Regions from separate parts of the Homo sapiens genome. Here region 2 is linked to region 1. The links are chromatin loops, found by intact Hi-C in ENCODE. Cell type or tissue: IMR-90. All regions are shown on one strand. Each heading gives the region's core, and the rest is flanking DNA. Links, peaks and the distances in the headings are about the cores only.

Region 1 (15,548 bases), core at 4,054-12,053:
TGGATACCTGGTGGGTATAGACTAATGCAGAATAAGCTATTCTTTAAAATCTAGTATCCACAGATAATAACAAGTATTGGTGAGGAAGTGGAGAATTAGACATTGCTAGTGGGAATGTAAAATGGTGCATCTGCCTTGGACAGCACTTTAGCAGTTCCTTACATGGTTAAACATAGAGTTATAAGACCAAGCAATCCTACAACTAAATATATACCCAAGAGAAATAAAAACATATGTCCACATAAAAAGGTGTACACAAATGTTCCTTGCAGCATTATTTGTAATAGCCAAAAAGTGAAAACAGCCTACATGTCCATCAGTTGATAAATGGATAAATATAACTGATATATTCATACAATGGAAAATAATTTGATAATAAAAAGGAATGAAGTATTGATGCTACCACACGGATGAACCTTGAGAACATGCTTTGTAAAAGAAACCAATCACAAGAGACTACATATTATTCCATTTAGGAAAAGTTTTCAGATTAGGGAACTACCTAGACACCAAAGTAGTTTGATTAGTAGATACCCAGACCTAGGACTGGTGGATTTGCCAGCGGGGAGTAACTGCTAATGGGTACAGGGTTTCTTTTTGGAATGACAAAAATATTCTAAAATGGATTGTGGTAATGGTTGCCCAATCTGTGAATATACTAAAAACCATTAAAGTGTGCACTTTAAATGGGTGTATTGTATGGTATGTGAATTACATCTCAATAAAGCTGTTTTTAAAAACCTAGCTTCCAATATCTTGGCATCTTGGCCTGTTTCCTCCACTACTTGCTGCAGCTAGAGCTTTTTGCAGTGGTATTTGGGAAAAGTAATGTGTGGACCTCTGGTATCTTAAGTCCTCTACTGTAAGGATATTTTCTGAGATTTCATTAAAAATTATTACTTAATTAAGCCTGGAATTGCAACCCAATAGCTTCTCAGTAGGAATACACCATCTGTGCTGTTCTTTAGATGAGTTTATTCTAAAAGGACATTTTATATTTCAAAGTGTGCATTGATTTAATGTATGTAGCACTGCTATATAGACTTACAGGCTGAGTTTTTAAGTTTTTAAAAATATTTTATCAAGTATATACAGCCATTGTATTTTTACTGTTTTATGAGCACTATTGACTCAAGGGGCGTTAATTTTGAATGGTTTTAATTTTATCCAGTTACTGCCTTAGGCTATGTTTTGTGGAATCTTGCTTTTCTATCCCTTAACAATATCTAGCAGATCTTTTAGCACTCACTACTGCGGGTCACTTTCTCATTATTAGAAGGTCAACCTGGTCCATTTTTAAACTCCCATCTTATACCTGATTTAAATCTAATATCTTCTTTCTACTCCATCAAAATGCGAGGAACATGGTCTGGTACCTCCTTTTTCCCCCTAATCAAGCCGTAACTCCTTGCGGGTGAGGGATAGGTAATAAGTGAGAACAGTGTCCCTTTACCTAATTTCACATGGTTGTCATCTTCCTGCATCTTTGGCAAATACAGCCTTGCCATCCATGCCTTCTGGGTAACAGGTGTCAAAATGCTTCTTCACATTGGGTAACTGGGAGAGTTCACTGCCCAGTTCCCTGATGTTGAAGACCTAGCCTAGACTCAACCCCCTTGCCCAGCCCAGCCCATTTCCCAGTAGTGTACTGGTAAATGTTTAACAAAAGGCTGGGCAGGGGTGGTATGTGTATATGTACATACCTAAGTTTATTGTACATTTTACTGATGTAAACAATGTATAGTAAATAATTTACAACAGTAAACAATGTATAATAAATAATTTATAAATTATAAAATATACAGTACTCTTAAATGTAAATTTCATATAGCCAGCTGATTCTTCCAGAAAGGCATTGATATTTGCCAAACTCTTTCCTGTGTATTCATCCTGTGATTGCACCTGACAAATGAGTATATTTCTAACATGACTGTTGGGTGATATTTTCATTTAAGAAATAAGACAAAGTGAAACAAAGATGTCAGAGCTTGTTTTTAGTAATGTCATGAGCAACTTCTTTGCTAAATCAAATAATAGTTTTCAAATACTAGAAGAATGTGTCCTCCAATTTTTGTACTGTTCACAGTGTGAGGACTCTAGAGATGATAGACTTTTAAGTTTAATCTGCATTATTAGCATCTTCTTTATCACTTCCTTAAGTCTAGACAGTCAACAATAAATCAAGTCCTGATTTTGTACCATTTTTGCATTTCAAGTTGCCAACATAACTCTTAATAAATGGATAATTGGGACAAGATGCATGCTAGCACAATTTTTCCCACCATGCACATAGACAATAAAAAAGTAAGAGCATAGAGGGTAATAGTAAACTGATTAAGAAGTGATGAGTTTTTAAGTATTTTCTATGTTTGTTTTTAATATTACCTATTTAATTATAAGTTTGTATAATGTTTTAATAATGGCTCCAGAGCACCACTGCCCCTCACACACAGCATTCTTCTAAGAATCTCTTTGCTATCAGAGTCCCCTCACCTGTGTGCTCCTTTCTTTTTTTTTTTTTTTTTTTTTTTTTTTGAGACAGAGTCTCGCTCTGTCAGATAGGCTAGAATGCAGTGGCACAATCTCAGCTCACTGCAACCTCCGTTTCCCAGGCTCAAGTGATTCTCCTGCCTCAGCCTCCCGAGTAGCCGGGATTACAGGCGTGTGCCACCACGCCTGGCTAATTTTTGTATTTTTAGTAGGGACAGGGTTTCACCATGTTGGTCAGACTGGTCTCAAACTCCTGACCTCGTGATCCGCCCATCTCGGCCTCCCAAAGTGCTGGGATTACAGGCGTGAGCCATCACGCCCAGCCTGTGCTCCCTTCTTGATAGGACACTGACAAGATAGCAAGGATCGTACAGACCGCTTTTTTTGCCACTTCCTCTCTCTACTCAGCTAGTCTAGGAGCAGGTCAGCAGGTCAGCTACCTAAGCAACTCATATCTGATTTAAATTTCCAGACAGGGATAACACTCAAGAGTCTCCTTGAAGACACTCTGAATCTTTACTAACGAATCTCTTGGTACCCTCCCGAAGTGGCTTTGAGAAAGGAAAGCCATCTTTTGGAGGGGAGGGTGTGGAGAACAGGACACCTCCACTGCCACACAAACTACACTCCCAAGGTAGTAGCTCAGTATTCCCACAAACGTCCTTTCTCTTCTTTTTCATGTTTTATGTTGGACTCCTGGAGCTGGCAGAGCCAGCTTATCTTAATAAGTCCTGAGGGAGATATTAATGTCTCCTTGGAATTTGGGATAGTTAATACCTCTTTTAGTATCCCTGGTTATTGATTCTGAAGCAGTAGCACATGTTGCTAGATTTAGGCAGTTTTATTTAGCATTCCCAATTTTAGATCTAGTTTGATAATGTCCATTATTTGATTTAAATCATGGAAATGATCGTTTTTCTCCCTTAATCACTACAAGTCACACACTGTTATGTCTTTTGAGGATACTTAATCTTTCTGGTTTGGGTTAAGCCTATAATTAGTAGTCAGGTTTTTCTACCTTCCAAACTACAAAAACCCAACTTTGTCCTAATCACTTCATTTTAGACTCAGAGGAATTCCAGTGTTTCTAAATCCTGATAACATTATATATGTATGTATAATTTTAATTTTTATTGTAGATTCAGGGAGTGCATATGCAGGTTACAAAGGTATATTGCGTGTTGCTAAAGTTTGGGGTTCTGTTGATCGTGTCACCCAGATAGTGAACATAATACCCAATAGGAAGTTTCTCAGCCCTTGCCCCCTTCCCCGACTCTCACTCTCCTTTTGAAGTCCTTAGTGCCTTTTGTTCCCATCTTTACATCTGTGTGTGCCCAGGCTTAACTCCCACTTATAAGTGAGACAATGCAGTATTTGGTTTTCTGTTTCTATGTTAATTCACTTAGGATAGTGGCCTTCAGCTGCATCCATGTTGCTGCAAAGGATATGATTTTGCTCCTTTTGATTGCTGCATGCTATCCCATGCTGTATATGTACCACATTTTCTTTATCCAGTCCACTGTTGATGGGCACCTAGGTTGAATTCATCCCTCTGCTTTTGTGAATAGCGCTGCAGTGAATGTACAAGTGCAAGTGTCTTTTTGGTAGAACAATCTATTTTCCTTTGGGTATATACCCAGTAATGAGACTGTTGTGTCAAATGGTAGTTTTGTTTTGATGACATTATTTAGAGGGACATGAGAGTCCTATACCCTGGGGTGAAATGCTTTAATTGCTCCAAGTATTAATCTCATCAAGATTAGGGTTCTCAAAAAAAAATTACAGAAGGAAAGGAATGAGGTACGATGAGGACTTAATTTACTAGATATCAAACCCTACTATAAAGCTATAGTGATACAAATCAGGAGTGAGTAAAGCAAAAGACAAATTATTCCGTTGAAAGAATAACAAGTACAGAATCAGGTCCAGATACACATAGGAAGCTTGTGTATGATAAAGTTAACATTTCACATAAAAGTTACTGTAAATATAGGAGAAAGTAAATACGCAAAGATATTTCTAAACTAGTGCAGTGAATATAGAGAGCCTTTATAAACATGCATCAAACCAGAAAATATTAAAGAAAGATGGACTGCTTTGAATTCTTAAATTTTTTAAATTTATATTTGGCCAGAGACATCATAAGCTAGGTTAAAGGACAAATCATATACTGGGAGAAAATATTTTTTCCACACATAATAGATGAATCGTGTTATCTTTAGAAGTGCACTAAATTTATTTTGGCTGAGTACTAAACAGCCAGTATTAAAATCAATGAACAGCCTAAGGCAAAGCTGAATGTTCCCATCATAAAATGACCTTCTGAGATATAAGAATAAATATGAAATTTTATTTTCAAGAACTTAATGTTACAGTTTTATTATTAAAGCATCAGTATGTTTTTAAGGTTTGTCATTATGATGTACCAATATCTTTTCTCAGTGCTGCCAGCTGCTAGGTGGTTCCTCCACACTTGCAATACCTAAATAGCTGCTTGTTGTCAGCTGATTAAAAGCGTGGATTTTGTGGGCAATGTACGCCAATATGGGTTACTATTCATGGAGATTGTGCTATTAGGTCAATAAGCTCTCCTTTTTCTTGAATAGTAACAAAAGGGTAAAGTCTTCTCAACTCCTAGACTTAAAAACTTAGCTGATGATGACACACTGTCATTGAAACAATTTCACAAACTAAAGCTGTGTGCAATGCTTAAACAAAACACTTTGACTGAATAAAAAAAAATGTGGTACATATATGCAATGGAGTACTATTCAACAGTAAAAAAGAATGAGATCCTATGATTTGCAACAACATGGACGGAGCTGGAGGTCATTATGTTAAGTGAAATAAGCCAGGCACAGAACGACAAGCTTCACATGTTCTCACTTATTTGTGAGCGCTAAAAATTAAAACCACTGAACTCATGAAGATAGAGAGTAGAAGAATGGTTACCAGAGGCTGGAAAAGGTAGTTGGTGTCAGAGGGAGGGAAGTGAGCACAGCTAATGGATACAAACAGTTAGAAAGAATGAAAAAGACCTAGTGTTTGCTAGCACAACAGGGTGACTATAATAAAAAATAATTTAATTGTACATGTTAAAATAACTAAAAGAGTACAACTGGATTGTCCATAACACAAAGGATACATGCTTGAGGGGATGAATACTCCATTTGCCATGATGTGATTGTTATACATTGCATTCCCATGCCTTATCAGAGTATCTCATGTACCCCATCAATATATACACCTACTATGTACCCACAAACATTAAAAATTATAAATTTTTATAAAGAAAGCAGTTTGCAGGCTGATCTCAGTGGCACACACCTGTAGCCCCAGCTACTTAGAAGCCTGAAGCAAAAAAGGATTGCTTGAGCCAAGGAGTTTGAGGCTATAGTACACTATAATCATGCCTGTGATTAGGCACTGCACTTCATCCTGGACAACATGATGAGACCTTGTCCCTAAGAAAGAAAACACTTTCTCAATATTTAAGAAGCAGACATAAGACTTCTGCCATTACATTTTTATTTCTAATACTTTTGCATTCACTTGCTGCTTCACACAGTCACCAGATGTGCTACACTTTATGCCAGCAGCTGTTGCTTGTTACCAAGTCATTTTCTTTTGGTACAGGTTGAGTGTCCCTAATCTGGATATTGAAAATGCTCCAAAATCTGAAACTTTTTGAGCACCTACATGACTCTCAAAGGAAATGCGCATTGGAGCATTTCAGAATTTGGATCTTCAGATTAGGGCTACTCAGCCTGTATTAGCACTTGCAGTGGATAACATTAAAACCATGTTTGTTCCAGCAGCCTTTTAACATGTGGTGGCTGCTCTTCTCTCTCATTTTGAACATTTGTGTGAATACATGTGTAGACAATGCCAGATGTTTCCTTCATATATTATGTAGTTTGTCTTTGGCTAAAAGAGATTTTTAGTCCCAAGTTACATTCAGAATGCTTACCAATATTTAAAAATCAGTATTCAGATACTAACAGTAAGTCCAAGTGATGATGTTATGCTTACTATATGTGATAATAACCTATATGATCTTTGATCTCTACAAGTTCAGTAAACCTGGAAATGACATTGAATGAGGCATTTGCCTATTCCGTCTTCCAAAAGCTAAAGCAAATTTTGACCGAGTACTGAGGCCAAAGCTTAGTTATAGTGTGTTTTCAATATTTATAGTGTATAAAGTGTTCCTTCATATTAGAAAAAATGGACTAAGGACATGAACAAAATACTCACAGAAGAAATACAAATGGTGAACAAACTTGAAAAAATGTTAAACTTCAGTAGGTATCAAATTAAATACAGGTACAACGACAGATTATTTTTCTGTTAGTTTGGAAAAAAAACAAAAAAGCTGATAATGAGTTGGTGAGAATGCCCAGAAAGAGAGTAAATTGTACATACTTTTATTGAAGGGTGGTTTGGCAGCATTTACCAGACATTTAAAATGTATACAGTGGTCCAGGAATCTGCCCTCCAGAAGTACTCAAATATGTCCTCAAAGATTTATACAAGACTGTAATATAGTTCTAACAGCAAAAAATCAAAATCTAAATGTGATCATAAGGGGAGTGGAAAAATGAATGCTGACTCACTATGCAAAGGAATGCCTTATAGTTACTAAAACTAATGTGCTAAGTCAATATGTGCTGTCTCAGAAACACAGCTACGGTACATTGTTACAGAAGAAAATGCGAGTTGCAGAATGTCTGTGCGATTTCTATTTAAATAAATAAAATATGGAAGGATGAGGGTCAAACCATTAACTGTAGTTGCCTCAAGGTGGAAGGGGGTATTGAGTTGAAGAGAAGGTAGTATTTTTTTACTTTATACATACTTCTGTATTATTTGAATTTATTATAATGCACATCTGTTATGTTTTAATTTTATAAAAGATTTAAATAAAACTAGGCTAGACCAAACCATGGAATAAAAGTATTATGAAAGAAACAAAAATTAATTATTTCTCTCATTTTAAGACAACTCACAGATAGCCTCCAGTGACTTGGGGAGCGAAAAGAATAACATTAATCAAAGATACAGTGGAACTGCCGGAGGACAGTGGATCATAGCCTTGAAGAATCCAAGAAATGGCAAAGTGCAGGCCACAAATTCCAATAACAAAATAATTATGTTTAAAAAAACATAATTTTTAAATTATGTTTACATAATTAGAGGAGAAAAGTGAAAGAATGCTGTTAAAATCACCACCATGTCCCTATCTCTGACTTCCTAGTAATCCTTGAGTAGAGACAGGACAAACATCTATGATGCAATCTATTTATAATGCTAGTGCTGCAAAGGAACACCTGCCTTGTGGAGTGACTGTGCTATATATGGCTGTTGTTGTGTGTATACCTTATCTACTTATATTCTTCTAATCATCCATCCATCCATGCAGTAAACATATAGGGTAAGAGGGATACAGAGATGACAGACAGTCCTGTGAGGGGAGAAACTTGTTTAGCACTGGTTCTCCAGTACCTGGAACAGAGTAGGGGCTCAATAAATATTTGTTGAATGAGTGCATGGGCTCCCGTCCAGTGAGAAAACAGAAAAGTAAACAGACAGCTAAAAGGCAGTACTGGCACACCTCGTTTGACAGTGCTTTTGTGTTTCACATATACTGTTGTTATTGTTTTTTTTTTTTAACAAATTGAAGGTTAGTAGCAAGCCCGTGTCTGTCAGCCCCATTTTTCCAACAGCGTGTGCTCTTTCATGTCTCTGTGTCACATTTTGGTAATTCTCACAATATTTCAAACTTTATTATTATATCCTTTATGGTGATCTGTGATCAGTGATCTCTGATGCTACTATTGTAATTGATTTGTAATGGCCTCTAAGTGTTCAAGTGAAAGGAAGAGTCAAATGTCTCTCACTTTAAATTGAAAGATGGAGATAATTAAGCTTATTGAGGAAAGCATGTCAAAAGCCAAAACAGGCCAAAAGTTAGGCCTCTTGTGTCAAGCATTAGCCAGTTGTGAATGGAAAGGAAAAGTTCTTAAAGAAAATACAAAGTGCTACTTTGATGAACACAGGAATGATTTAAAAAAAAAAAAAAGCAACACACCCTTATTGCTGATAGGGATTTAGTGGTCTGGATAGACAGTCAGACCAGCTACAACACTCCCTTAAGCCAAAGCCTAATCCAGCATAAGGCCGTAACTCTCTGCAATCCTGTGAAGGCCGAGAGGTGAGGAAGCTGCAGAAAAAAAGTTGGAAGCTAGCAGAGGTAGGCTCACAAGGTTTTAAAAAAGAAGCCATCTTCCTAACATAAAATTGCAAGGTTGAGGGTGACCAAGGAACAAGGCAGGTGCAAGATGTAGAAGCAGTTGCTGATATAGAAGCTACAGCAAGTTGTCCAGAAGATCTAGCTAAGATAATTGATGAAGGTGGCTACATTAAACAGATTTTCATTGTAGATGAAACAGCCTTCTGTTGAAAGATACCAATCTAGGACATTTATAGCTGGAGAGAAATCAATGCCTGGCTACACAGCTTTAAAGGACAGGCTGACTCTCTTAGTAGGGGTCTAATGTAGCTGGTGACTTCAAGTTGAAGCCAGTGCTCATTTACCATTTCAAAAATCCTAGGACCCTTAAAAACTTGCCTGTGCCTACTCTGCCTGTGCTCTCTGAGTGGAAGAACAAAGCCTGGATGACAGCACATCTTTTTTAATATGACGTACTGAATATTTTAAGCCCACGGTTGAGACCTACCTCTCAGAAAAAAAAAAAAAAAAAGATTCTTTTCAAAATACTAGTACTCAAAGATCTAATATCCAGAGTCTACAAGGAACTTAAACAAATTTACAAGAAAAAAAATTTAAAAGTGGGCAAAGGACATGAACAGACACTTCTCAAAAGAAGACATACGTGTGGCCAATAAAAATATGAAAAAAAGCTCAAAATCACTCATTAGAGAAATGCAAATTAAACCACAATGAGATATCATCTCATGCCAGTCAGAATGTCTATTATTAACAAGTCAAAAAACAACAAATGCTGTCAACATTGCAGAGAAAAAGGAATGCATTTACACTGTGGATGGGAGTATAAATTAGTTCAACCATTGTGGAAGACAGTGTGATATTTCAGTGACCTAGAGGCAGAAATACCATTTGACCTACCAGTCCCATTACTGGGTGTATACCCAAAGGAAAATAAATTATTTTGTTATTAAGATACGTGCACACATATGCTCATTGCAGCACTACTCACAATAGCAAAGACATGGAATCAACCCAAATGCTCATCAATTATAGACTGGATAAAGAAAATGTGATACATACACACCATAGAATACTGTGCAGCCATAAAAAGGAACAAGATCATGTCCTTTGCATGGACATGGATGGTGTTGGAAGCCATTATCCTCAGCAAACTAGCACAGAAACAAACCAAACACCACATGTTCTCACTTATAAATGGGAGCTGAATGATGAGAGTACATGGAAACATGGTGAGGAACAGCACACCCTGGGGCCTGTCAGAGGGGGCAGGGAAGGGGAGCATCAGGAAGAATAACTAATGGATGCTGGGATTAATACCTAGGTGATAGGATGATCTGTGCAGCAAACCACCATGGCACGTGTTTATCTGTGTAACAAACATGCACATCCTGCACATGTACCCCTGAACTTAAAAGTTAAAAAAAAATTTTTAAATACTACTACTGGTTGATAATACACCTGGTCACCCAAGAGCTCTGATAGAGATGTATGAAGAGTTGAATGTTGTTTTCATGCCTGCTAACACAGCATCCATTCTGAAGGCCATGTATCAAGGATTAATTTCAGCTTTCAATTCTTATTATTTAAGAAAACTAGGCAGGGCGTGGTGGCTCATGCCTATAATCCCAGCACTTTGGGAGGCCAAGGTAGGTGGATCATGAGGTCAGGAGATCGAGACCTTCCTGGCTAACATGGTGAAACCCCGTAAAAATACAAAAAATTAGCCAGGCATGATGGCAGGTGCCTGTAGTTCCAGCTGCTCAGGAGGCTGAGGCAGGAGAATGGCGTGAACCCAGGAGGTGGAGCTTGCAGTGAGCCAAGATCGTGCCACTACACTCCAGCCTGGGCAACAGAGCAAGACTCCATCTCAAAAAAAAAAAAAAAAACCTAAAAGCCTGGGTGTGGTGACTCATATCTGTAATCCCAGTGCTTTGGGAGGCTAGGTGGGAGGATCACTTGAGGCCAGGAGTTTGAGACCAGCCTGGGCAACATAGCAAGACCCTTTCTCAACAACAACAACAACAAAAATTAAAAGTTAGCCAGGCATGACGGTTTGTGTCTGTAGTCCTAACTACTTGGGAGACTGATACAGGAGGATCACTTGAGCCCAGGATCGCGAAGTTACAGTGAACTACGATCGTACCACTGCACTCCAGCCTGGGCAACAGAGCAAGACCCTGTCTCTTAAAAAAAAAAGAAAAAAGAATACTATTTCCTAAGGCTATAGTTTCCATAGATGGCGATTCTCTGATGGATCTGACCAAGGTAAATTGAAAACCTTGTGTAAAGGATTCACCATTCTGTGTGCCATTAAGAACATTTGTGATTCATGGGAGGAGGTCAAAATATCCACATTAACCAGAGTTTTGAACAAGTTGATTCCAACTCTCGTGGATGATTTGAGGGTTTCACAACTTTTATTGGAGGAAATAACTGCAGATGTAATGGAAATAGCAAGAGAACTAGAATTAGAGTAGTACCTGTAAATGTGACTGAACTGCTATAATCTTATGAACAAACTTGAACAGATGAAGAGTTGCTTATTATGGGTGAGCAAAGAAAGTGGTTTCCTAAGATGAAATCTACTGGTGAAGATTGTTTGAACACTGAAATGACAACAAAGTTTTTAGAATATTACATATAAACTTAGCTGATAAGACAGTGGCAGGATTTAAGAGGCTTGATTCCGATTTTGAAAGAAGTTCTGTAAGTGAAATACTGTCAAACAGCAACATCACATGCACAGAGAACTCTTTCCTGAAAGGGAGAGTCGATCGATGCGGCAAACTGTATTGTTGTCTTATTGTAAGAAATTGCCATAGCCACCCCAGCCTTCAGTAACCTGATCAGTCAGCAGCCATCCACATTAAGGCAAGATCCTCCAACAGTAAAAAGATTACGACTTACTGAAGGCTCAGATGATTGTTAGCATTTTTTTAGCAATATTTTTAAGGTATGTACTTTTTTAAGACATAATGCTATTGCACACGTAATAGACTACAGTATAAACACGCACTGGGAAACCAAAAAATATGTGTGACTCACTTTATTGTGACATTCACTTTATTGCGGCAGTCTGTAATCAGACCTGTAACATTTCCAAGGTATGCCTGTATTTGCAGTGCAATGATAGAGATATGAACAAACAAATCAGAGATGGGACACATAAGACTGCTAGGAAGCCCCTGGAAGACATCCTCAGGGAGGCTATGCTTGAACTAAATGTTGAGAAATGAGTAGAAGCCTGCCAGGTAAAAAAGTAGAAAAGGTTATCCCAGGCAGAGGAACCAACATAAGCAAACAAACATAATCATAAAAGAGCAGGGCTTATTTTTTTATTGCATATTTTAATAACTTGATTCAGGTAATCAGATGTCCCAGAAAATATCCCAAACTTTACAAAATATCTTAAGTTTTAAAAATCCTTATGGTAATGTCACGTAACTTCCTATCTAACGTCAGATCTGATTCATGTTAAACACGTTTTGCATATGGCAAAGGGCTTTTATTTCAGGTAAATGGTGAAATTGTTGGTCCTTTTATTATTTTTTTAATTTTTATTTATTTATTTTTGAGGTGGGGTCTCACTCTGACACCCAGGCTGGAGTGCAGTGGCACAACCATAGCTCCCCACAATCTTGAACTCCTGGACTCAAGGGATCCTCCAGAGTAGCTGGGACTATAGGCATGCACCACCACACCCAGCTAATTTTTAAAAATTTATGTAGAGGCGGGGTCTCGCTATATTGATCAGGTTCATCTTAAACTCCTGGCATCCTCGAGCAGGGCTTATTTAAAAAGCTGAAAGTCATTTATTATGGTTAAAGCATGAGGGGAGGAGGCTAGAAAGATAAAGTCTGGATCACAGAAGACCTTGGGAGCCATGCTGAGTTTGGATTTTATCTGAAGAGAATGTCTTTAAGAAGACAATCAGGTATATATTCTTAAAAGATGCACACAAATACATATTTGTTTTCAATTTGTATATGCTTTACAAGGATTAATTCACTTAATTCTCATAACAAACTATGAAGTGTAGGTACCATTATTCTCCCCATTTTGCAGTTGAGGAAACTGAGGCACAGTAATTTCCCAAGGTGACCTGACTCCGTGGTGGAACTAAGTTAAAAACCCAGACATTCTGGATCCAATGCCCATGCCCTTTTCCACTATGCTATACTATCTTTGTGTTTCTTCAAGATGTGTATGTTTTCTTATGAAAGGGGAATAAAAAAATTTTTCGTGTAATTTCTTCCATACCACCTACCAACCAAGATAGAATGTTCTTTGGTCTTGCAAATAGAGTCATTCAGCAGTTCAGCAGTCTGCCTGTCTTTTCTCCATTTCCTCAGGATTCACTTTCCTCTTACCACTTAGCTGCTGCTTATCCCTTTTAGTCTGGATTTTTTGTTTTAGTTTCAGGGGTACATGTGCAGATTTATTATATAGGTCAATTGCATGTCACAGGGGTTTGATATACAGTTGGTTTTGTCACCCAGGTAATAAGCATAGGTAGTTTTTCTATCCTCACCCTTCTCCCACCCTCCACCCTCAAGTAGGCCATGGTATCTGTTGTTTGCTTCTTTGTGTCCATGGGTACTGAATGTTTAGCTCCCACTTATAAGTGAGAACATGCGGTATTTTGTTTTCTGTTCCTGTGTTTGCTTAAGATGATGGCCTCCAGCTCTATCCATGTTGCTGCAAAGGACATGATCTCATTCTTTTTTATGGCTGCATAACATTCTATTGTGTATATATACCACGGTTTTTTTCTTTATCTAGATAGTCTACCATTGATGGGCATTTAGGTTGATTCCATGTCTTTGCTGATGTGAATAGGGCCATGGTGAACATACACATACATGTTTCTTTATGATAGAAATATTCCTTTGGATATACCCCGTAATGGGATTGCTGGGTCAAATGGTAATTCTGCTTTGAGTTATTTGAGAAATCACCACACTGCTTTCCGCAGTGGTTTGTGGAAACGCTTTACACTCCCACCAGCAGTGTATAAGCATTCACTTTCTTCATAACCTTTCCAGCATCTGTTATTTTTTGACGTTTTAATAATGGTCATTCTGACTGGTATGTGATGATATCTCATTTTGGTTTTGATTTGCATTTCTTTAATGATCAGTGATCATTTTTTCCTATGCTTGTTGGCCACATATATGCCTTCTTTTGAGAAATGTCTGTTCATGTCCTTTGCCCACCTTTTAATGGGGTTCGTTTTTTGCTTGTAAATTTAAGTTCCATGTAGACTCTGGATATTAGACGTTTGTTAGATGCGTAGTTTGCAGATATTTTCTCCCATGCTGTAGAGTGTCTGTTTATTCTGTTGAGTGTGTGTGTGTGTGTGTGTGTGTGTGTGTGTGTTGTGTGTTTGTTTGCTGTGCAGACTCTCTTTCATTTAATTAGATCCCATTTGTCAATTTTTGTTTTTGTCGTAGTTGCTTTTGGAGTCTTCATCATGGAATTTTTGCCAGGGCCTGTGTCCAGAATGGTATTTCCTAAGTTGTCTTCCAGGGTTTTCATAGTTTTAGGTTTTACATTTAAGTCTTTAATCCATCTTGAGTTGATTTTTGGATGTGGTGTAAGGAAGGGGTCCAATTTCAATCTTCTGCATATGGCTAGCCAGTTAGCCCAGCACCATTTATTGAATAGGGAGTCCTTTCCCCATTGCTTATTTTTGTCAGCTTTGTCAAAGATCAGATGGTCGTAAATATGTGGCATTATTTCTGGGCTCTTTATTTTGTTCCACTAGTCTATGTGTCTGTTTTTGTACCAGTATCATGCTGTTTTGGTTACTATAGCCTTGTAGTATGCTTTGAAGTCAGGTCATGTGATGCTTCCACCTTTGTTCTTTTTGCTTAGCATTGCTTTGGCTATTCAGGCCCTTTTTTGGTTCCATATGAATTTTAAAATAGTTTTTTCTAGTTCTGTGAAGAATGTCATTGGTAGTTTGATAGAAATAGCGTTGCACCTGTAAATTGCTTTGGGCAGTATGGCCATTTTAACAAACTTCTTCCTTTCCATGAGCTTGGAATGTTTTTCCATTTGTTTGTGTCACCTCTGATTTCTTTGAGCAGTGATTTGTAATTCTCATTGTAAAGATCTTTCACCTCCCTGGTTAGCTGTATTTTATTTTCTTTGTGGCTATTGTGAATGGGATTGTGTTCTTGTTTTGGCTCTCAGCCTGTATGGTGTTGATGCATAGAAATGCTACTGATTTTTGTGCATTGATTTTGTATCCTGACACTTTGCTGAAGTTGTTTATCAGGTCAGGGAGCTTTGGGGCAGAGACAGTGGGGTTTTCTAGGTATAGAATCATATCGTCTACAAACAGGGATAGTTTGACTTCCTCCCTTCCTATTCGAATGCATTTTATTTCTTTCTCTTGCCTGATTGCTCTGGCTAAGAATTCCAGTGTAATATTGACTAGGAGTAGTGAGAGAGGGCATCCTTGATTTGTTCTGGATTTCAAAAGGGGTATGCTTCTAATGTTTGCTCATTTAGTATGATGTTGGCTGTGGGTTTTTCATAGAGGGCTCTTATTATTTTGAAGTATGTTCCTTCAGTGCCTAGTTTGTTGAGGGTTTTTAACATGATGATATGTTGAATTTTAAAAGCCTTTTCTGCATCTGTTGAGATGATCACGTGGTTTTTTGTTTGCGTTGTTTATGCAATGAATCACATTTGTTGATTTGCATGTGTTGAACCAACCTTGCATCCCAAAGTTAAAGTCTACTTGATCATGGTGGATTTGCTTTTTTGTATGCTGCTGGATTTGGTTTGCTAGTAT
Region 2 (15,548 bases), core at 3,757-11,756, 130 kb before region 1:
GCATGAATATTGTTAGATTTGCCCCTAAGTAATTGAGTGATCATTTTTATATACAAGAAAATCAGAGTAGAATGCAAAATTTGGAACAGGAACTCAATAATACTTATAAATAAGTTGATTCAAAGAAATGTTTCAATTTCTTGACATTGAATTCATGATGTTTTGCTTTTAACATGTGATTTTTAAAAAATACTGTTATGTGTACAGGGGAAGGCTAACCTGAGACTTTCCCTTCATGCGTATTCTTCCTGTGCACTGCAAAAGGAAACTGTGTGACTGCTTTCCTTCCTGACTGGCCATCACATAGGGTTACTGGCAGATGCCAGGAATCCAAGGACTAAAGGAATAAAGGGTGTGTGTTATAGTACCTGCGCTAAGAGATACTGTCAAACTCAGAGGCACCCCTCCTCCTCCATGTCTTAACCCTAGAATTGTTTTAGAACTTCTTATGGATAAGTGTTTGGATTAAGGGAGATCTGGGAAATGGGATTTGAATTTTAAGCAAGTGAGCCCTGGGGATGGCTAGCTGCCCAAAGTCTCTAGGACCCCAAAGAGATTATGAGAGAGAACGTTGAGAGGTCTGGAATGAATTATACATACTCTTATAATGAACTTTCTCCAGCTTGTCCTTGAGCAGCTGTCTCCATCCCATCCCTCAAGTGCTTTGGAACCCACATCTTATAACAATGGAAAGATAGATAACCTTTTATTTTAATGTGTTTATTTTTATTTTAATGTATTTAAGTAGTTTAAACACTTTCAGCGAAAACGCATTGTATTTCTCACTCCATTCCTCAATCCAGATGTATAACTAAAGTACCATAGTGCTGTCCATTATTAGCCCATTTTGTGTTTTAACCTATACAGTTTGAGGAACAAGAAACCTACCTGACATCAAGATTATACTATCAGTGAAGCCAGAGAAGCTATACTTATTCATTGTAGACATTCTTATCTTTTTAAATTTTTTATATTAAAAAAAAAAAAGAGGCTGGGCATTGTGTATCACGCCTGTAATCCCAGTGCTTTGGGAGGCCGAGGTGGGTGGATCACGAACGAGGTCAGGAGTTCAAGACCAGCCTGGCCAAGATGGTGAAACCCCATCTCTACTAAAAATACAAAAATTAGCCAGGTGCAGTGGCAGGTGCCTGTAATCCCAGCTACTCGGAGGGCTGACGCAGGAGAATCGCTTGAACTCAGGGGTCGGAGGTTGCAGTGAGCCAAGATCACGCCACTGCACTCTAGCCTGAGTGACAGAGTGAGACTCTGTCTCAAAAGAAAAAAAGGAAAAATAATGGGGTCTCACTATGTTGCCCAGGCTGGTCTCAAACTCCTGGACTCAAGCAATCCTTGCATCTCGTCCTCCCAAAGTGCTGAGATTACAGGCATGGGCCATTGTACCCGGCTATCTTATCTTCTTTATATAGATATCTAATAAGATGTAAAATACTGACCTGCATTATCTCCATGTTAACATTTACACTTCAAAATCTGTAAACGGACCCACGTTCATACGCGTGAACAGAAATCTTTCAGCAACAAAAGAGAAAATTGTATTTCTCGATAGAAAGGAAGTGGTCAGATCATGCCAGCCAAACAAATCTGTCAGGCTTTGAAATATAGAACCGTTAGGTAAGATACTGAGAAAAAGGATAAAGTAAGATCAGCCTAAATGTTTCAGTCTAGTTAAGTTGATTTGTATATTACTTAGAAATTTCATTTTCAGGGAAATAGTTTTCAGATTTAAATAACTGTAAAGAGCTGAGTTATTCTTTGACTTGGATTTAAAAAAAAAGAAAAAAAGTGTCCTGAAGTCATTTCCTGCCAGTTTGTCCCCCCAACTTTTTTTCCTGCTCTTCCTGTAACTGGTTCTTGTTACGGCAATGTAGCTGTATATTTAAATCCTAAGAGACTCGCTTATTGTGAGTAGGCAGGGTCAGTAGTCTGCTGAAACAAGCACAGGAAACTTGAAACACCTAGGGGCTATTTTAAAAATCCCTTGCCACTGACATTTTAGTTAGAATTCTAAAGAGAGAATGGGCTGTTTGGATACTGAGCTCCAGTACAAAAGAGCTGGGGTTTTTACACCGACTTGCAAACCACTAAAATCATTTGACCTGGTGTTGTGTCACTTGGGTATTCTGAAGCATCAGATGAAAACTAATATCCACCCTGCAAGGTTGGCAGGCAACAATTGTACCTGTGAAGTGAGCATCTATCAAAGAATTGGGGAAGGAAGGCCGGGCGCAGTGGCTCACGCCTGTAATCCCAGCCAGTACTTTGGGAGGCCAAGGCGGGCAGATCACGACGTCATGAGATCGAGACCGTCCTGGCTAACACAGTGAAACCACGTCTCTACTAAAAATCCAAAAAAAAAAAAAAAAAAAAATTAGCTGGGCATGGTGGCGGGCGCCTGTAGTCCCAGCTACTCGGGAGGCTGAGGCCAGGGAATGGCGTGAACCCGGGAGGCAGAGCTTGCAGTGAGCCGAGATCGCGCCACTGCACTCCAGCCTGGGCGACAAAGCGAGACTCCGTCTCAAAAAAAAAAAAAAAAGAATTGGGTAAGGAAACTTAATGTGTGGAGGAGATGCCACCATCTCTGAAGCACAGACTTTGTTAGAGGAGCTCACTGACTTGTTCCTAATAGTCATGTGGTTGGGGCAGGCCTCTAGCACTGCTGACAGGTAGCATTGATTCTGTCTCATCTTTAAGTTATAGCGTATTCAGTATTGCTTTATGCTATTATTTTTGAAAGGAAGTTGTTAACTGTACAACACTTTAGGTGATATTATGAGCTAACTATTTTAAATATATCATTTTTTTTAATTACCAAAAGCAGTGTCAGAAAATGAAACTCTTCATTTGGGTCGTTTAAAACACATTTGCTTTTGGTGTACCACTTATATTCAAAGACGTTTCATATTTATTTAAGTACTTTAAGAATGTTATTACAAAGCCTTGCTTTGTGATTTAAATTGAAGTTCCCTAGTGTTCATATTGTTAGTTAGAAATTTAGATTTTAGTTCTGTGACTTTTATATTGTTGATTGTAACTTTGGACTTATGTGGCCTGTGTAATACATGCTACAAAAATAAAATCTGGGAGTAAAAGAACATATGTATATTTTAATAAAGACCTCATTAAACATTAGTAACAATAGGATAAGGAATATTAACTGAAACAGACAGGAAATCAGGGTGAAGATCAGGCAGAACTGATCCTTTTATTTACACCAAACTAAATGCACTAAAGAGAAGTTTTAATGAACTTAAGGAGAATACCAAAACATTTCTAAATTTAAAAAAAAAAATGAATCCTGCTACTGATGGGTATATAGCATTAATCTCCCACCCAACCCCCCAAAAAGGACTTGTCTGGCTTCTTGTAAGAGAGGGTGATATTTCATACCTTAATCTTGTGATTAATTCCAAGTATTAAGATCTGTCTTCTGATCCTAAGTGTTCGTAAAGACATATAAAGCATTTTTATGAACTCTTATGCCCTCCTATGTGTAAGGAAGAAAGTCTTACTATGAAGTATAGTTTTAAGTATACTAAATTAAAATGCCTTACATAAGGCACTGAGCTTTCTGTGTTGTTTTCTATAAGATCTTATAAAAGCCTGTTTTATGAGCTTTTATTTTTTGATGTCAGAGCGTTTTTTAAAATCCAAAAGAAATTTTCAAAAGGTAGAATTTTGTAAGTGAATAACTTAGCCAGCCAGATCATCCTTTCCTCAGTCTGTATCCACTACCAGTTTGCCTTCCAGAGATGCATAGATAAGGGGGCGTGGTTACTGATTCTTCTGCTTTCCTGTAGCTCTGCCTGGGGTTTCCCCTCAGAGGAATGTGGTTTGAAAAACTTCCTCCATCACTACTTTGTTTGCAGTATGTATTATTTAATTTTCTTTGATAATATATCAAATATCTATATTAATAATTGAACCAAATTTAGTAATTTAAAATTAACAGCTTGTATATTAGATGTATATTACCTGTGTCCCCTACTAAACTCCCTCACAATAACAACAGTACTTTCCAGTTTTCTACTCACCTCTCTGGCCACACAGCATTCTTCTTTTCTGGCCATTATCCCTCTCGTGGCCATTAATGGACCAAGTGTTAGGTCTTCTTCTCTTTTCTCTTCCTACTCTGTCTTTCCCTCTGAGTGATCTCATCTCTGCCTGTGGTTTCACTTACCACCTCTGAACTCCAGAGGAATGACCTCAAATATCATAAAGGCACCACAGACTATTAGATCTGTCTTAGCTCAGCTTCCCCACTAAGAAGAGCCGGAAGCAGAGCAGCATGTGCTGTTTATTAGGGAACATAATCCCAAGAAGTAGAGTGAGAAACAAGGAGAATATGGTTTGGTAGGGGTGGAGAGTCAATACATGGATAAGCTATTGTGGTACCTGCCACCACTCAGTCCTGTAGGTTCGTTCCTGAAAACTCTCATAAACTGTGCTTTAAGACTGTACCTTGTGAGAGAAGAAAGGAGGAAGAATTTTTTCATTAGTTTCTGTCTCCCATTGGCCAAAGATTCATCTTTCAGTATATTAATTCCTCCATGGGGGTATGCAAGTGGGGAATCCAAAGCAGCGTCAACGCAGATGCCATAGAGTACAAGGCAAGAACTGCCCCCCGAGGCATGAGGCAGGGAACTGTCAGATGTACCTATGTGAAATTGGTGCTGGTTAGACAGCTGGACTAAGATACAAGTAAGGTTGAGAAGATCTGAATGATGCATAAAAGATGCCCAGTATAATACACCCCTTTAACCACTGAGATCCATTCAGGCTCTACATTATACGTAGCTTCCATACTACGATATGAGGCCTCCATTTTTGTGAGAATAAGATGCCTTCACTTCATCCCTGAGATCAGAGGTTATGTGCAATCAGTAACTGAATCCCCTTCAAGGTGGAGCCCTGCCACACTGTCCGAAAGACTTTAGACGGGACAGTTAGAGAAACAAATTACAGTCCCTTCTGCTGCAGCTGACCGTGAGGCAGTAATTGATACACATCTTCTATCACTCATTTTAGGTTTTCTTCACCAGTTTTGTTTTTTTTTTTTTTTTTGCCAGCTTGTGTTGCTTGCCTGCTGAAATAAAATATGACTTATGTCCCTCAAATGTCTGAGCCCTTAGTTGCCTTGCTGTTGTTGATCCATGGTTGTTGAAATATCCCATTTATTGTAACCGCTGGCTATGGAAGCACCACGAGATACCCCAGTGAATCTCTCAAGTTCTGGACATATTTCTTCTTCCCCCATTGTGTAGCTGCAGTCTTTGCTTCTTGTGGTGGTCCAGATTGAATATTCCTAGCAGTAACCTGACTCCCTTTTTTCTACTGATGTACTGGCTTGAGGAATTCAAAGTATCCCAGCAGTATAGTCAGATCTTCAAGTTTATTGGAACTCTTACATGTCCACTGGTGGAAACAATCACCCCTTAACCCCATCTGGAAGTCAGAACCTCTACCTTAGTAGAGATGAAAGTAGGATGGGTAGAAAACACAAGTTTCACAAAGTCAACCCTACTGTCATCCTTCAGTTCCCAGACCTAAGTATTGAAGCTGTTTATAACACAGCACCCTGTAATGGCCATTGCTTCAATGCATATGCATATACCATACCCTGGAGGGCAGTGCTCCAACACTGCAGGAAGTCATCTTCAAGATGTCTCTTCAGCTGATATTTTTTAATAGGCTATTCTGCCTACCTATTGGGCCAGCTGTTATTTGTGAATGGAGTGTACGGTAAAGCAAATGGATTCTAAGGGGATGTGCCCATTGTCATACTTCTTTAGTTATAAGATGGGTACTTTGGGCCTAAGACAGTGTTTGGTGGGATGCCATGTTGATAGATCAGTTATTTTATAAGCCCTGGAATGGTGGTGGTAGCAGAGGTATTGGGAGCTGGAACTAAATCCATGTTCAGATTAGGTATTAATTCTGTAAAGACAAATCATTGCCACCCTGCCACCAACTCTTTTACTCCCTCTACCTCCCCACTCCCATGTAATCTTATGCCAAGTGATCGGTTTCCTTGAGTAATGATGTCATATTGAGTGGTTGTCATCAGTCTCTTTCATTGGCAGTTTACGCATTTAGCAATAGCTTTTCAACATTGGTGAGAGGAAGCACCTTGGCCACTCTATTATGGGCTCACTATGTCAACTCTGTGGTGGCCCAAGTGGAAGGCTGGCTGACAGCCATAGAATAAAGTATCCTATTCACCTCATTGTTGATATTAGACAACACACATGTTGACATGCTCCATTTTGGTAGATACCTCCTGGTAGTTATTGTGAGACACACAAATGCCCCTGATTTGTGCCCAATTCATTTTTCCAGACCTCCTTATCACATCATCTTTCACTGTTGTTTTCTAGGCCCCTGATCAAACAGCCAGACACCATTTACCACTGCCAATGAATCAGAGTATATCTGTAGCTCAGGTCATTTCTCCCTCCATTTGAAATGGATGACCACCACATATACTGCTCCGGTTGTTCTCATCTGCCAAACTTCTTTTACCACAGTTCTTTAGGTCTGCTCCTGAATAAGGCTGCAGTGCAACAGCAGTTCATATTTGGCTAGATCGGAAATCCTTTTTGCCTTGACAGTTGGTCATGAAGGAGAAAGGCGTTAGTGATGTGGGAGTCTGAGTTACCTGTGAATGTAATTTTTTCATGCCTCCTGAATGTGCCTGTGCCTAATCCCAAATATACCATTTCCATCATACAACGGGTTGTTTCTCTGCCCGTCTTGCTACTCAGTGGGTACTTTAAGTCACAGACTTATTTGTTGGCACATAGTGAGGCATGCAAATTCTCTTAGGGCCCTGTAACATACTAGGATTTGTTTTTCTAGCAGAAAGTTCTTCTCTGCCACTGAACCCCAAGGATCAGCATTGTGACTTCTCTTTTGGTGCTTGCCAGAGACTCCACAGCATTTTTATCCGTCAATGATAGGTCTTCAGCCTGGGGGAACAGAGAGAGACCCCATTTCTTAAACAGAGAAAAAAAATAGGTCTTGTACCATGAGATCCATTGGTCACAGATGCACCATAGCTGGGACCTGCTACAGAGTCTTCTTTATCACACTCGGTCACTCTTGAAACTGGCATCCTTCGGGGTCTCTGATAAATGGATCAAAACGGTGTTAAAAGTACTGCATATAAATATACAGCCTCCAGGATCAAAGAAGGTCCACCTTTTTCTTAACAGTAGATTTGAGAGATGCAAAAACTTGTTTACCTTAAAGAGGATGTTCTCAGCATGGCCTGGAGCCCTGAACTCCTTAAAAAGTTTGGCAGTGTGTGCCCATAACCCTTAATTTTTGTGAAATGTCTGCTATGTGTATTTTACTTAAGCTGGCTAGGGTACTTTCCATTTTGTGCTAACCAGATGCAGTTAGTATGCTATCATGAATATAATGGAATGTGAAGATATCCCGGCTGACTGAATTTTGAGTGAGATCGTAAGAGTTAACATTGCCCTGGGGAAGGATATTATGGTCTCTTTGCCATTGTGAAAGTTACCTGCCTTTCATCTTCCCTACTGATAGGGACTGAGAAGAAAGCATTCACCATATCAGTAGCTGAGTACCAAATTGATACCATATCTGGCATGCCAGTTACTACTGGGGATTCTACCAGTTTAAGGTTACAGTTATTCATTATCCGTCTGTTTGGTTTTTTTTTTTTTTTTTTTTTATCCGTAGGGTCATAAAAGGTATAGAAAGAGAATATGGTGAGGACCACCACCCCTGCATCTTTAAGTCTTTGATAGTGCTCTTCTCTGTAGTTCCCGAGACTTGGGTCAAAACTTTATTAATTAATTGGCCTCCATAAACCCTCACTCTGACCAGAAGAGCGTGCTGGCATTTCAGGTCCCCCAGTATTGGTGTAGTTTAGAACTCAATTGTAATAGGCCTCAAAAAGTTTGGGATTTCCCTTTCCCCAGTGCAGTTATCCATGCAAAACAGTCCTTACATGCTGTTTCCTCTGCCTGACACATTTCATTCTCCCTGCTTTCCTTAGGTATTATCTGATTTCCCTGACTAGGTCAGATCAGCCATATGTTACTAAATGATGTGCATCTTTTTTTCAGTACTTACAACAGTAGTAGTTTTATATTAATTTTCTGTGTTTATTTAATTAATGCCAGTCTCTATGTAAGTTCCCTGAGAGTAGTGTCATTACCTGTTTGTGCACTGCCCTGTCCCTTGGTGCCTGTGTCACATATTAGGTGATTAATAACTATTTGAGGAATGAATAGTTAGATGGGTGAAAGGAAGTGAAAGAAAAGCATTTTGTCCCAACATCAGGAGCCCTGTTATTGTATCTCATCAGTTCTAAGAAGCCTATTTTTACATATTTTAACCTTTCTGATATCAATTACTTTGGGACAAGTAGTTATTGTGAGTTAGTTGTAGTTATGCATTCTTTAAAAATCTTGCAAAAAGAATGTCAGCAGTTTGGAAGAAAATTCCAGGGGCAGTTGTGGAGAGAAATTTCAAGATACACTACCTCAACAATGCTCTTGATGGCACAAAGGACTACATTTTGTGGAAAAACAATTATCTCTGAGCTGAAAAATGATTCAGAAGAATTAAACTCCAAGTGTGAAGAAGTTTTAGTAATTCTTTTTTTGTTCATGTAATCCTTTCTTTGTGCTCAAGTGTGATATATAGCAAACATGACTGTTACACTTATCAAGAGACCCCTTTCAAGAAGAGTAATATAATTTTTGTGTGATAAGAAATCACTATATTACAGCCTAATTTAGTGAGCTTTTCTCAGTGGTTTGTAAAGTGATGGTGCACCTTATTTTATAGTCAATGAAATATGGTATTACATGGTTGTCTTCAGAGCCTTTATTAACATTCATGGCATTTTGTGTGAATTAGAAAAATGTATTCCTTTCTGCAGGCCAAAACAGCCTTGCAGCTGCATGTGAGGAAGAAAGGTTATTAGGAAACTTTGACAGTATAGCAAAGTAAATATAAAATCAATGTTCAGAGGAGTAAGTTTCTGTTTTTAAAAATTATCTCTTTAATTAAAGGCAGTATTTTTTTTTCTAATGGATAAGCCAGTTGTGAAGAAGTTTTTATCTGTGGATATCAGGGTCTTTTAGGGTAGACAGGAAGTCTAACAGAGTTTAATTTTGACTGAGTCTGTCGAGGTTAGTGACCCCGTAATCTTTTCAGAATGAAGCTCTTGCCACGAAGCCTTCCAGTTCCACCCCTAGGAACTTAGGTCAACTCCTGAAAGGCATTTCTGTTTTTGATGTTTGATGTAAATCTTTATTCTTACATCTTTGGCAATGTTTTTGTTTGACCATATACTCTGGAACTACTTTTCACACTGATAGTGTCAAAAATTTAATTTTCACAACTAGCAGCAGGTAAGCCTAACTTACCCATGTTATGGAGATTTGGAATACTATTAGGAATAGTCTACTAAGTTAGTATTTTTTAATACATGACCTAATATGAGGATTCTGATTGGAAGCTAATTGGGAATGATATTAGTTCCTGTCGTGAAAGTATTTCAACTTTTACAGTAACATTAAATACTTGGGATCTAGATATTTTCTATTTAAAATAAATTTCTCTCACCAATTGGAGGGTGATAATTTGTAATTCAAATGTGTTACCTAATTTTGTATAAAATACCTTTTCCTGGTTATGTTTCCTTTCTTTATCCTCATCTTTCTTGTAATGTAGACAGAAAAGTGCAGTTTGTAGTAAGCTGACCTCTGAATTGCTCTTTGGGAGCGTAGTTACAAGGGATTAAAGGGGCCCTCTGCAACTCCAGAGATTAGGAGATTAAGTCAGGCAGATCCAGGATCTCTGGTACCTGGTGGGAAAAATAATGTCACAAATTTTAGTGCACAGTTCCATCTGTTTACTTCTTCTGTCTCCTTTCTTGGAGTTCACCACAAACTTATATTTTCTGGTTTTTCAATGGCTTTTAGAAATGTAATATCCATCATCCATAGAGTTCTATTGAATTGCCCTCTTACCTAACAGCCCAAAGGTATACTATGGCATGCCATTGTAAGTATACTAGCAGAAAGAGTTTAAACTGGAAAAATTTAGGGTAACTCTTATGGCATTACAGAACGTCAGTAGGAATACACCTATCACTTTCCATTGAACTGTGTGTGCTGCAGCCCAAACAATGAAAATGCTCATTTTGTAGAAGTGAAAACATTTGGTAAGTGTAAGGGGGATTTTTATTGTTAGCCACATTTTTAGATATCAACAGACTGCTTACATGGATTTCTTAAAAATTTTTTGGAGAATAAAACAACAGATCTTTGTTTCCATTGACCATTACATCATCATTATTTTAGTACCAAATCTCAGAATGTTCACAAGAAGTAACTGGATGGAATTTAAATATTTGCTTCTTATTTTCAACTCTGATTTTAAAAATTCGGATGGGGTAAGAATGAGAAGCTGTGGAACTTGGTGAGGTTTTTGTTATATCTGATTACATTTGCTCTTTTCACCACTGTCTGTTACTGATAATTAAAAGACAATTATCCTTATTTTTTATCCTGATTGGAAAAACCATTATCTGGTTCAATCTAATCTTTTCAGCATTTAATAAGATTGAAAATTCTTATGACAGTTCTGGTAATACTGCAGGTGATTTTTTCCTAGGGGACTCAGGGGCAGACAGAATCAATCACACATCATGATTCATCAGTTCTAAAAACTTATCTCATATAATTCTGTTTTGAATTAACTAAATAATCCAGTAAGCAGTGTTTTTAATATCTCAACGGGGAAAAGTTTTAAAGCTGGCTAACAATGAAATTTCCCATTTTTCACTGGCAGAAACCCCAGCCCTATAATGGGGAAGGTCCCACCAGTGCGGAGGCCCCACATGGGGACCCCTCCCCCTAGTGAGGAAATGTACCCCTGAAGAGGCATCCTCCTGGCCACTGGGCCCACTGCTACCCTGCCACGTGAGTACAGCAATGGCTTTGAGGACCTCAGCAATTTTTTCATTTATTGGTGGCCATTTGTCTGTTATGGGAATTGGCCAGGCCGTCTTCCTTTTCATCCCTTAAACATTTCAGAAAATGAGATAAAAGCCTGCTTTTATCCCCTTGCTTCTTTTTTGCAAGTTTAATAAAAAGAATTTGTTTGGATAAAGAGGTTAGGACTATTGGGTAGAACTCAGTTAAGTGTGATTAGTGAAACAATCTGTTCATATCTAGAGCAGTACTTTTCAGTACAACTTTCTGCACTGATGGAAATGTTCTCTCTCTGTGCTTCCAACATTGTAACACTAACCTCATGTGGCTACTGAGTCCTTGACGTGTGGTTCTAGTACAACTGAAGAATTTAATTTTAATTAATTTTAATTAATTTTGCTACATGTGGCTAGTGGCTACTAAATGGGGCAGTTCATGTCTATATTTAATGCTGTGTGCCTCTTTTAACATTGCTATAGATACACCTCTTTACCTCTTTCATTATCATCTCAGAAAAATTTGCCTTGTATTATATTACTAGAAATATGATTCTTTAAAAGTGAGGAAATAAATTAAGAATTCTGATATCAAAATGTATTCACCAACATTGCCCTTATGTAGTTTTAGTTACCTTATGATATTAAGAAAATTTATTTAATTTTAAAATTATGAAGTATCTATTTAAATATTCCGGCTTTATTTTCTACTTTACGTTTTAATTTGCAACTTAATATGTATATAGAAGTAATTACACACATTAAAATAACTTTTTCATTTTATTTCTTTTTAATGAGAATATAAAACACCTTACATTAGTATAGTATGTGCAGTGCTATTACTAAAACAATAAATTTAGCACTTACTAATTATAATATGGTATTTACAAGTTTCAAAGTTTTATTCCAGTAGGTGGGTTACTGAAATTACAGATTAATTAAATTTGTAGTTTTACTGGCTGAGAATAAATGACTTTCCACTATTGAGCTATCACTAAAAGTTGCTGACATCATAAAATGTTAATAAGAGAAACTTCTTGGAAGATTTGGGAACTTTTTGTACTATCTTTGCAATTTTTCTGTAAATCTGCAACTATTGTAAAACTTTTTAAATGTTTATTAACTGGGCACGGTGGTGCACACTTGTATTGGAGGCTGAGGTGGGAGGATCCGTTGAGCCCAGGAGTTTGAGTTTAGCCTGAGCAACATAGCCTCTCCTCTTAAAAGCAAATAAATAATTTTTTTTGAAAAATTGCTCATGTCAAATTTGTCCTGCTATCCATTTAGATTCATTAATTTAGCTGTATATGCATCTAAAATAAGAATTCTTAGATCAGTAATAGAGGTAGTACTTACCTAAGTCTCATTACATGGCATCCTCGAAACATCCTGAGCAATACTTATAATTTTACAGATGAGGAGGCTGAGGCATGGAATAAAGAGTAATTTGAGCAGGGTTGCTGAGCTGATCGGTGTGGCAGGTCTGCAATTGATAGCCAGGAAATTTAGGTCTTCAGTGAGCGCTTCTGACGACTATACCGTGTTATCTCTTAAGGAGTCTTGATTATGTAATGTAAGATTTTGTCTCTCTGCTATCAGTGTAGTAAGATGTACTTTTTGCTATAAGAAATCCAAAATAAGCTAATATCCTGGTAATAAAGTACTTTTACAACATGAAAAGTATAGAGGTATGCTTTATTTCTATTTCAGTAATTCAAACTTGATTCTCATACAATCGTTAGTTATTTTTATGAGCGAGGAATATGTTCATAGTCTCTCAACAAGAAATCTCTATGTTGGTGGAGTTTTAAAAAATATATTTATGCTTCCCTAAGATAGTGGCCAAGTTTGAAAAAAATAGAGCAGTACCTAAAGGGTAAGAGGGATGGATGTTGTTGCTTATCTCATAAAGATAAATTTTTATCATTTTTATTGAATTATTACAGGGTTGTTTTACCATCAACCTGTTAATGTTATTCTTACTGGAAATTAAATTATAGAGATTTAATTGTTAAAATCTAAATATGGAAAAGGTTGGTGGTGAGTTTTCAACAATTCTTTGAGATGTTTTTCTGGGCTTTGGAGAGTATTTCTTTGGCTGAAAGTGGGGAAGAAAAAGGATGGAGTTACTTGCATAGTTCAAAAATTGTTGCAGCTGGAATATGTTAGTTCATATCCTCATTTAATGAATGTTCTATATCCACTGGTGAATTCACACTTTCAACAGCACGATATATCTAGCTACTGTGTGGATTTAAGGTCCTACATTTACTTGTCAGCAAGAGACACAGTAGGAAGTTCTTTAAGAAAATGTGAATCATAAACAGGTGCAATTTTTATACAGAATCTTTTTTTTTTCTGTTAGTGAGTAGACTTTTGAACCAGCTGACAGTCCTCCATTGACTCTTCCAAAGTATTTGAATTTGGAACATGGTGTTTTCTTGATAAGAATGTATGTTTTGAATCTATATTAAAATTTTTGAGAGACTTTAGAAAGTTTAGTGTAAAAGTCGTGTTTATAAAATATGGGAATTCTAGTGCACACTGACCAGTTAAAATTTATATTCAGATTGTTGATTTAGAATAACACTGTAACTTGATCCTAGTTATAATCTTTATTAGGCTAGGTGATAACTGTTACCCAAATGGTTGAGTTGCTACTGCATAATTCTGTGTTGGTCAAAGATGAGAACAACTTTATCCCTGATGGGAGAAAGACATTTTAATGTTATCATTCTGTGAAAAGGAGGGTATGTCAGGAGGTCTGGTGAGGGCAGTAGGGAGGAAAAAGACTTGAAGGACCATAATTTACTACAAAATGCCTATGATCTAACAGAGTTAGGATGGACAAGTTCTTTTTATGCCGTCTCTTGAGTTCTGTTCTCCACAGCACGCTGGCACACCCCTTTACTCAAATAGCAACTATGTATTCTGGATTTCCTGGAACAGGCCAACTTTTTGGTATTTCATCCTGTTTTTCCCATAAGTGCACTAATACTGCTTAGACTCTATGTCCCATTTTTAATAGTATCCTTAGAAAAATAACTGCTCTTCAAAGTAAATGATAGGTAAAATATTTTGGAGCATTTGGCAGTGGGGAAATAATAAGTATTCTTAAGGCTTAGGCACCGAAGTTTGAATGTGCCTTCCTATAACTGGCAAGTGCTACTTCTGGTAGAGTATCCTAATGGTTTAATATATACCATTTTAAATATGTCAGTTAAATCAACGTAGTTGTGGTGTTTTCAACTTATTTAAAATATTGAATTTTTTGTTAAAATGAGCAACTATTTTTTAATTCATCCATTTCCGTTGGAAACAATATGTTTGGAGGCTCTCCATTTGTTTCTGTTTTTTTTTGTGGTGAGGAAAGAAAAAAATACTTTATATCTTTAACCTGTTTTTTAAAAAGAAAGTTGGCATGAATATGTCTTAAGGGAAGTTAAACAGAATATATACCCAAAGTATTAACAAATGAAAAACAAAGACTACAGTTTTAGCCTACTTTCTCTTTCCACATATTTCACTTCTCATTTAAAAATTGTATGCATCTTTGAAGACTAGAACTGAGGTGCTTACAACAGTGGTTTGAGGATATTTTAAAATCCCTTTTTATATATTTCTGAATCTGGAAAGGGAATCATTGATGATCTTAATAAAATATAAATCAAGATATTGCATATTAACGACTTTATAAAACAAACTGTGAATACATTTGTCATTATAGATTTTCCTAACCCTCTGCAACCAACAGAGCTTTCTTGTAGAGCAGTGTATTACAGCTTTCCTTTCAAAATGTATTTGTACATTGGCCAAGGAAGCATCTCTTCATTGTGAAGATGTTACAAATATCTTGATAGGGGAAGAAACTTTTTCTGAGCTTATTATAGTGGTGCTAGTTACCTTTTAAAGAAGATACACGTCTAGTAGTAAACACCTAGAATGTCTGCTATAAAATAACTTAAAGGTATAGTTTTCTATACTCTTTAATTTTACAGAAGGGAGGCAGCATTCTGAGATATTTGCATATTGTGTAAGATTATGTTGCTAAATGTAAGTATTTAATTTGTTAGAATCATAGACTCCTAGAACTTGAGGAATAAGAGGAGACTTGTTTTACCTTTGTCAGTTTTGTTCTGTTTGAATTTTTAAGAAGCTAATGAATTTTTAGATCCCCATTAGTTGCTCTTTAAATTATTTTAATACTTTATAAACTGATTTTTTAAATTTTAACAGTACTTAAATGTAATAACTTTATACCATGTGTTTATTAGTTATTAACTTACAGTAGAAAATCTACTTGAAACAGCTTATTATTTTAAAAGAACAAAACGCTTTGAAAAAGAATGGTTTATTTTAAAAGGTGCCACCCATGAATGCAATCCATATTTTAAAAGCTGAGAGTTGGGTAAGACCTTTAAGGGAGGTCTCATGTCTGAGCGCTTTCCATCTACCTGCTGAAGTCTGATTTAAGTCTCATCTGCTACCTTGTATCTTTAGTCTCATAAAGAACTTTAAGACAAAAATTATGGAATAAATTGCCAGAAAAGCT

Evidence for each region. Hi-C counts contacts between places; a loop is a spot of excess contacts. Peaks named below come from ENCODE experiments on the same cell type or tissue, not always from the same donor. Only the 100,000 strongest peaks of a DNase experiment are listed, where the experiment ranks them.
Region 2: a loop joins it to region 1, with 2.8 times the contacts of the local background. A loop is called at or near these places in 2 of 110 quality-filtered maps.

The regions. Positions count from the first base shown.
Region 1 is chr3:23,568,773-23,584,320 of GRCh38, forward strand. All of the region lies in intron 5 of UBE2E2 (ubiquitin conjugating enzyme E2 E2), which reads left to right. Among named protein-coding and RNA genes, the nearest start is that of UBE2E1, 230 kb to the right of the region's middle. In IMR-90, for the core only: no CTCF peak of the experiment used is centred there; DNase peaks (open chromatin) are centred at 7,119 and 11,759.
Region 2 is chr3:23,439,001-23,454,548 of GRCh38, forward strand. All of the region lies in intron 3 of UBE2E2 (ubiquitin conjugating enzyme E2 E2), which reads left to right. Among named protein-coding and RNA genes, the nearest start is that of UBE2E2, 240 kb to the left of the region's middle. RefSeq lists an enhancer at 2,475-2,644 and a cis regulatory region at 2,560. In IMR-90, for the core only: no CTCF peak of the experiment used is centred there; a DNase peak (open chromatin) is centred at 4,211.